2 separate regions of the Homo sapiens genome follow, and region 2 is linked to region 1. The links are chromatin contacts, found by Hi-C in ENCODE. All regions are on one chromosome and are shown on one strand. Each heading gives the region's core, a stretch centred on a gene start or an enhancer-like site at or near the end of the contact. The rest is flanking DNA. Distances are from core to core; before and after follow the strand shown. Region 1 overlaps SCUBE1 (signal peptide, CUB domain and EGF like domain containing 1). Region 2 holds the start of PARVG (parvin gamma).

Region 1 (3,824 bases), core at 389-2,888:
TTCCAGCAGTCTTCTTTGGCTCTTTGTAAAAAGGGCAAATATGACATCGCTTTGGGTATCCCTGGTGCCCTCATCTCCCACGAGGAGAGGCCCACCCCACCATCTCCCCCACGTAGCTGTGGGGAGGATGCACTGGCTCCCAAGCTTCTGAGTTCAGCCATCGTTCTACTTGGTTTCCTGGCTCCTACTCCTACTGGGGAATGGGGTGACCCCATTAAGAGGCTGGACTACACGTGGGCCCCGTAGGCAGACCACCAAGCAGATCCTGAAATGGTGTCTTTGGCCAGAGGCCTCATTCAGCCCAGATCTCCCAGAATATCACCATCTGCAGTTAGCCTTGCAGGGGTCAAATTGTGAGTTCTGATCTTTACATTTTATTTTAGAGATGGGGTCTTGCTGTATTGTCCAAGCTGGACTCAAAGTCGGGCTAGAGTGATCCTCTGGCTTCTGCCTCCCAAGAAGCTGGGACTATAGGTGTGCAGAGTTCTGATCTTTGGTCCCGGAAAAAAGGTCAGCACAGCCCGGAATGGGACCACTTCAGAACCATACTCTTTTCCTTCTTTGTACTACTCATTACCAGGGGCTTCCCAGGCCCATCGAGAAACCTGGTCCTGTAGACCTCTGTGCCACGGCCCCACCATTCCTGCTGGACAGCTTAGGCTCAGGGGCTGCCATAAGATCCAGCCCAGCTCCTGGGGCTACACTGGTGGTGTCGTGCTTGGTGCGGAAAACCCCAAGGCTAGGGTTTACAACCCTTGTCCCTTATGCCCTATCAGGCCCCTTCCACAGGCCCTGCCCTTCTCTCCACCCCATGGGGCTGGGGACCCTCCCTGGCCAAAGTCCAGCAGACTGGACAGACCCTCCAGAAAGTAATGGCAGGAGACGCACGGGACGTTTGACCCATTTGTCTCCCTCTACCTACGTGTGCAGTCCTTCTGGTTTTGGGCAAGGTCAAAGCCGGGCCTGCAGTCGCAGGCCACCCCACCTTTGGGCGTCTCCCGGCAGATGTGGGCACAGCCATGGTCTTTGTTCATGCAGTTCATACCCTCTGGGAAGAGAGACAGACAAGAGACGGGTTGAAGACCAGGCAGAGAGGGAGAGAGAAAATTTCAGGCTGAAAGGGGATAGCCAATGATATGTAACAATCAAATGGGCTGTCATTGCATGTATCATGCACACACACGCACTTGCGCACACACACATATGCGTGTGTGCAGCAGCCATCTACATGGATATCCCTTAGGGAGAAAGCAAGGGCACGGTGCCTGGGTCTAGATTCAGGCTTTGCTCTGTGAGTTGCACTGTAAATGGCACCTCGTGACCCACGGAGACCAAGCTCTTGCTCTAGGTCAGATTGTGGGGCATGGTCTGTAGAACTACTTTTGTGTCAGGGTGATTTGCTCCCCTCTCCCGAGCCACCCATGGTTCTAGGGTACCCCCCACCCGCCCAGCAGACTGGATCTCCCCTCTCTGTCTGCCTGGAGTGGCTCATACCCCCTTCCGTTGACCTCAGTTGATGTTTATCTTCCTGGTGATTTGTGAGGCGTTTCTAGAATTTATGAGGTCAGGGGTCAAGTGAGAGGTTGTAGGTCACAAGTCCATCAAGAGGCCAAGGCAGATGAAAGGGAAGCGCCTCTGTCTGCCAACCCACCAGCTCTGTGACCTGCCTTCCACCTCCACCCACAGGAAGCTCAGGCAGGAGTGAAGCCGGCTCGGGGAGCGGCAGTGAAGGCTGCAGACGGCGAACACGCACAGGGCAACCTCCTTCCCCCGGGACACACCGGCCTCTTGTTCCAAGGGAGGACTGGCTCAATCCTGACCCCGTCCACTTTAAATACGGGTATGCAGCAACACAGAATAGATTTAAGAACACAAACACCCTGCTAGTTGTAATAAAGACAAAAACGTCTAAAGTTAAAAATCAAACAAACAAATGGAAATGAGGAAGCCTGCATTTTGCCCGGCACTGTAACTCCTGGTTTCACCTGATTTTGCGACTCATATTTCCTCACCTTGATTTTCTCACTAATCAATCAAATTGTTGGAATGACGCAGAGTCTAACTAAGCAACGAGTTAGCACGGAAAGCGCTTTCATGCTGCTGCCCTGCACAGAAGCTGCAAGTTCACACGGAAAGACCCTTTCCGCTGGCTCGATTCCAAAACAGCATCAGCGCCTGAGTCACACAGATAGTGGCGTGCGGTCAACGCTTAACAGCCGGCAGGGGTGGAGGCTGATTTGCAGTATTTACCAATTTACGTGGGATAAATACGCCAGCCACGGCTAATTTCAAGGTACCAGGGAGATGTCGCCAAGGGTAGAGCTGGGAACAAATGTGCACAGTTGGCTCTCACAAGCTGAGACAAGCCAGCCATAGCACGTCCCTTTCTTAGAAAGGTCGTTGTAAAGTCAGGCAGATGTAGGTGTGAATCTGGCTTCCTTCCTGGCTGTGGCCTGGGAGACAACTGCTTCCCTTTTCTGAGCCTAATCTTAGAAGGGGCAGGATCACCTCTGTCTCACAGAGGAGCTGTGCAAATTAAATCCAGTTACAGACAGGAAATGCCAGGCAATAAGAGACGAGGTCTGTCTGTGGGGGCACTGGCTCTTGAGGCCGGTGTCTCTCCTGCAGGTCTGGAGACAGCGTGGCTCCTCCCTGGGGCCTGGCTGGACCGGGTGGCCAGAGGCGGCTCTCGGTAGAGAAACCTTCCCAGGCTACTGAGACATATTCAGTCCCTCATCAGGTCCTCTGGGAGCCTCCTGCCCTGGTAAGGGTTTGGCCAGTGGGTGGTGGCCAGCAAGCCATCTCCCTGACCGTTACTGACAGCTGTTGTCGGCGGTGGGCTGAGTCCAGGGTCGCCCCCTTCATCCCTGTTCATTTGGCTTCCATGGCTCCCTGCTGTTCCAGCTTCTTCACAGCTGTACACACTCCACGGTTCGCCATCCCACAATGCCTGCTGGGCAGCCCCCGAGGGTGCTCCATCTCCCCTTGCTGCTCCTTCCTCCTGGGCCGGACACCCTCTCCTATCTTCCATAAACTAAATCCTAGGCCTGCCTCAAACTCCACCAGTTCCCCAAAGCCTCCTGGCTCCTGCCTTCTACTCCCTGTGTCTCCCCATGCCACCACCCATGTGAATTTCCTAGGGCTGTCCTATGGCCGGCACAGGAGATCAATGCTGTAAGCAGATCTGTGCTTTCTTCCTGAGCTGGGAAGAGCCCAAGGGCCCTTGTTTGGCAAAGGCTTATAGATGATGAAGAAAGGGAGATTGAATTTCCATTCCCAGCCAAAGAATCACAGTTTACAAGAAGCCTTGCTAATCATCACCAACCATACATTTGTCACTGGGGAGCTGATGCACGCCGGAGCCCTGGGTAATGGAATATTAAGCCCTAGAGGTCTTTCAGTTTTCTCCCTCGTCGTGGACTTGCCATCAAGTGATCTTTCTTCTTGAGACTCTAAAGACTTTAACACTGAGCCAAGATGTTGTTGTTTTCTTGGTGAAGGACACTTTGGGGACGTACTCTAGCATGACTATGGACTGCAGTAACCCACAGTCAATAAGACACTAAGCAACAGAATCGCAGAGCTGGGAAGGGTGAGCCCCAGGCCCTATCTGTAGTCAGCTGGTCTCAAAGGTCTCTACTTTACCTCTCAACAACTTGGGGAAGAGGGTGGAGCCCTTCGTCTCCCACCTAAAGACCCTGAGGTAGAACTGAGGTCCTGTGATTAGCCATCCTCACTCAACACCCCACGGTAGGCCCCCTGCACGCTGCCTCTCACCCAGCATCCCCAGCACGGGAGCCCCCACTGGCTCTGCAACGGAGAGC
Region 2 (3,824 bases), core at 1,325-3,824, 920 kb after region 1:
TCCTGGACTGTGCTGTAGTGAGGGGGACCCAGACAGAGCCAGGTCTCACTGATTTAAGGAGACAAAGATCAGAGCTTGCAGAGATTACGCTTATTAAAAACAGACATCAAAAGAATATTTCTGCCAGAAAAATTCCAACACTTCTTAAAGAAATGCAACAAAATTCAGCACGCGACGACATAAAAATTTAATGTCTAGCATTCAATAAAACATTATTATAAAGAAGCAGGAAACTGTGACCCACAATCGGGAGAAAAATCAGTCCACAGAAGCAGACCAGGAAATGACAGAAGTGATAGATTCTACAGGACAACTGACCTGGATGTTTAAAAAATGTTAGTGTCGTGAAAGATTGTTCTAGATTACAGGGCTCTAAAGAGACATGAAAACCAAATGCAATCACATGTGCTGTGTGATGCCTGAATGGATCTTGGATTAAAAAAAATACAGCTGTAATAGACATTTTTTGAAGCCTTGGTGAAGTTTGAATGTGGATGAGATATTAGAAAACCTTCTATCAATGCTAATTTTCTTAGGTATCATAATGGTACTGTGTTATGCAGGAGAATGTTTTTAGGAGAAACATTCTGAAGTATTTAGAGATATCCCTAAAGTGATGTGATCCCTGCAATTTATTTATTTTTTATTAATTTTTAAAAATTTTAGTTGTGGTTAAAAATACACGTAACATAAAATGTACTGTCTTAACTATTTTTAAGTATACAGTTCAGTAGTGTTTGGCATATTTGCACAGGTATATTTCACACCGTGTCTCTGAAAAAAAAAAAGGCTGGAATAATTCCCTTCTATCCATGCCTTTCTCTTAATTGGGGTTTGGGGGTGCTTGGACTTATCTCCATGTTACTCTTCCAATTCTTAGAGTCCCTCTCTTCCCCTAAACAATGCTCTACACACAAGAGGCTTTGTGAGTTGTGGATTTAGTCTGTTGTAACTCCACACCATACAGGATTAGATTTCGCATCTGATTCTTACATCAGCCCTGCAGCCCCAAGAGATGAGAGATAGCTTTGAGGGCTATCAGAGAACTCCCTGTATTCTGCACATACCTTGAGCTGAGAATGTAAAGCCCTGGGACTGTCCTTTTCTTGCTTTAAACTCTTTGGTGTGATGATAACAAGCTCACCCCACAGTCCTTAGATAACCTGTGCTCGTATTGCGTATGGAAGCCACAACTCTGCCAAAGCCACAATTTAATAGGTACTTCGTTCTGAGTGATGACAGGTAATTATTTTGCCATCACAGGCTACGATCTATTAGAACTCCATTCTCTAACAGTTACTAGGTCCCCACTGCCTTTAAATCAACCAGAACAAGTAACCAATCCCAGTTCCCATCCTGGAGGTCGTGTTGCCTGCAATTGTTTCTGGTAACAAATCCGAAGTTAATTGGGATTCAGTTGCCGATGATTAGAGTCTCTTCAGTTGTTTGGAGGAGAAAGGAATCTAACATAGGAAGCTGTGTGATTCTCAAGCTGTTGGAAGGCTGGAGGCAGCGCCTCCAGCAAGGACTCTTGGAAGAATACTGCAGAGCTGGCTCCTGAAGGAAGCTGCCGAGTCAGGCTGGCCCTAGAAGCATGCTTTCTGGGTTGAATGCTTTAGGTTCACCTCTGCAGATCCACTCCCCACCATTTTCTCTCCTCACATCTATGGGCCGCAGCAGGGGACTTCTTTTCTCTGGCTTCTGGCTGGATGTGGGCAGGGGAGGCCCTGGCAGGAGGGAGGAGAGTGAGGCTTGGTCATTGATTCCTCCAGCTGTGCCCTTCTGCTGGTTCACCATGAGCTGGCTGTGTCCCTCTACCAAAGGCCACAGCTCCTATCCCGAGGCCCCTCTTAGAGCTTCAGTGATTCTGTTCCTGGGCTCTGCCACCCACTCCCTCCTTCACCCTCTAGGTTTTGAAGAAGTAACAGCTCCCCATGTTGCTAGCCTGGGGTGTAGCACTGTCTCTTCTGGGTTCCTTTAACCCTGCCCCAGCTGTCCCTTTATTAAACAGTCTTCAGTTAGCACATGGGAATATACCGTCTCTTTGCTGCTGGGACTGTGACTGCTGCTACATCTATGTGGCTGTGATCCAGAGTCAGAAGCCACCACCAGAACCACTGTGTCCAGAGCTGGGCTGAGCCTGCTACACACGCCCCAGCAAAATAGGTCCTGCACGGTGGCTTCTCTCCCCACCTGTTACAAGCCCCAGTCTAGCACGGGCACTTCAGAATGGCAGGGACTGACTCATGTGCCTCAGTGTCTTCCTCTGTAATATGGGGGTGATGATTGTACCTACCTCACAAGGAAGTTTCCAGTAAAATGAAAGCCCTTAAAATTATGTTTGTTTCATCACCAATGACTCCATAAATATTAGCAACAATACCAGTACTAAGTTTTGTCATTTTTTATTAACTTCTTGTAAACGACCCTACTTTCCTGCTCTCACACACTCCTTACACCTGCATCCCACCTGATTTAGCCACTTTCTGCCTAACCTGTCAGAAAGGGTAGATAGCTTCCCAGTCACCTGTTGCTAGGGAAACTCACCATTTCAGCCCGGATGGTGAAGATTCCAGCTTGAGAGACCAGCTCGGGTCTGAAGTGTTTCTCTATCTACTGTGCTGAGATCTCTCCTTCTCGAACCCTGCTATGCCTTTGCATACGCTGTTTTCTCCACCTGCCACGTTCTCACCCCTTCTTCTTCCACTGCAAACTCCTATGCAGCCGTCAAGGCCCCATTCTCCTCTGGAAAGCCTTCCCGATCCCCTTGGCAACAACCACCACCAATATTTATTCACTGAGCCCACTTTGTGCCAAGCATTGTTCTAGACACGGGTATGTAACCGCGATTGAGAGAGACAGACCACGCACAGCCTGGATTTTATTTTAAGAGCTATTGGGTGCCGTTGGTGGGTTTGAGTGAGTGGGGTCAGGAAGTGACTCACTCCTCCGAGGGCTTGTGGGAGCCTCAGCTCAGGGGCGGGCAGGGGGCGTGGGGAAGTCTGCAGCCGAGAGTCCAGGTAGGAGTCTCCTGCGTGGTCCCGGGAGAGGAAGGGGCCTGGCCCGGGGCGGGGTGTGGAGGTGGGAGGACGGCGGTGCGGGATGGAGGGTGGAGGCCAGGCTGACAGGGTGCTGGTGGTGGGTTGCGGGGGTCGACCCCAGGCTCTGGCCTATGTAGCTGCCATTTTGGAGGTGAACAGCCTGCGGGGAAACTGGCATGGTTTGGGGAAGGCGGGGAGAGGGGGAGAAATGAAAGCATTGAGTTTAAGTGGCCTGCAGAACCCCGGGGGCCCAGGCGGCACGGCGGGCGCTGGGGCTCCGGGCAGAGCTTTCTGGAGGTTTGTGGCAGCTTCACTTTCACGGCATCCACCCCCCTCGGGCCCTGCCGCAGAGAGGAGGAAGCTCCTGCCGGCTGAGCGGGCCTGGAGGAAGTGAGCAGCGGGGCTCCTGCCTCCCGGCCTGGTCCCCGAAGACCCCAGAAGAACCCGGAACTTGCTTCCATTCGGAATCCAGGGACCACCCTTTGCACTCAGTAGGCCTTTGTTTTCCTGCGTGGAAAGCGGTTGGGTGAGTTCTGGCATCGGGGCCACCATACTTGAGTGTTGGGGGTCACGGAGGGAGGGGCCCAGACACCACCTGGGAAGGATCCCAGAGTGCAGTCCCAGCCCAGGCCACCCGGGGAAGGGAGTCGGTAAAGTGGGACCTTGAGTCCCCACGGCCCCTCCGGCTGCCCCTGCTCAGAGGCTGCTCGGCGTCCTCCCTCCCTGTTCTACTGAGGAGTTGCCGCCTCTGAACTTCAGCCAACCCCTCCGTCTCCAGGTGAA

Evidence for each region. A loop is a pair of places that touch in the nucleus more often than their neighbours do. Pooled maps may share reads with other maps.
Region 2: a loop to region 1 is called in a pooled map, with 5 times the contacts of the local background. The contact joins the promoter of PARVG here to the enhancer-like site in region 1. A Hi-C loop is called at or near these places in 4 of 50 pooled maps.

The regions. Positions count from the first base shown.
Region 1 is chr22:43,261,798-43,265,621 of GRCh38, forward strand. SCUBE1 (signal peptide, CUB domain and EGF like domain containing 1) reads right to left here. Exons shown (of 22, transcript NM_173050.5): 5 at 923-1,048. It overlaps LOC124905129 (a long non-coding RNA gene), which reads left to right. Exons shown (of 2, transcript XR_007068120.1): 2 at 1-1,926. Among named protein-coding and RNA genes, the nearest start is that of SCUBE1-AS1, 12 kb to the right of the region's middle. RefSeq lists enhancers at 1,609-2,808, 2,015-2,294, 2,220-2,721, 2,315-2,364, 2,722-3,221. Within about 2 kb of position 1,639, at least 17 of the 41 ENCODE cell types and tissues checked have a DNase peak (open chromatin) inside an H3K27ac peak, as active enhancers do.
Region 2 is chr22:44,178,351-44,182,174 of GRCh38, forward strand. It overlaps PARVG (parvin gamma), which reads left to right and starts at 2,575. Exons shown (of 14, transcript NM_022141.7): 1 at 2,575-2,835; 2 at 3,392-3,567. RefSeq lists silencers at 1,836-1,885, 3,056-3,185 and enhancers at 2,562-3,292, 3,293-3,824.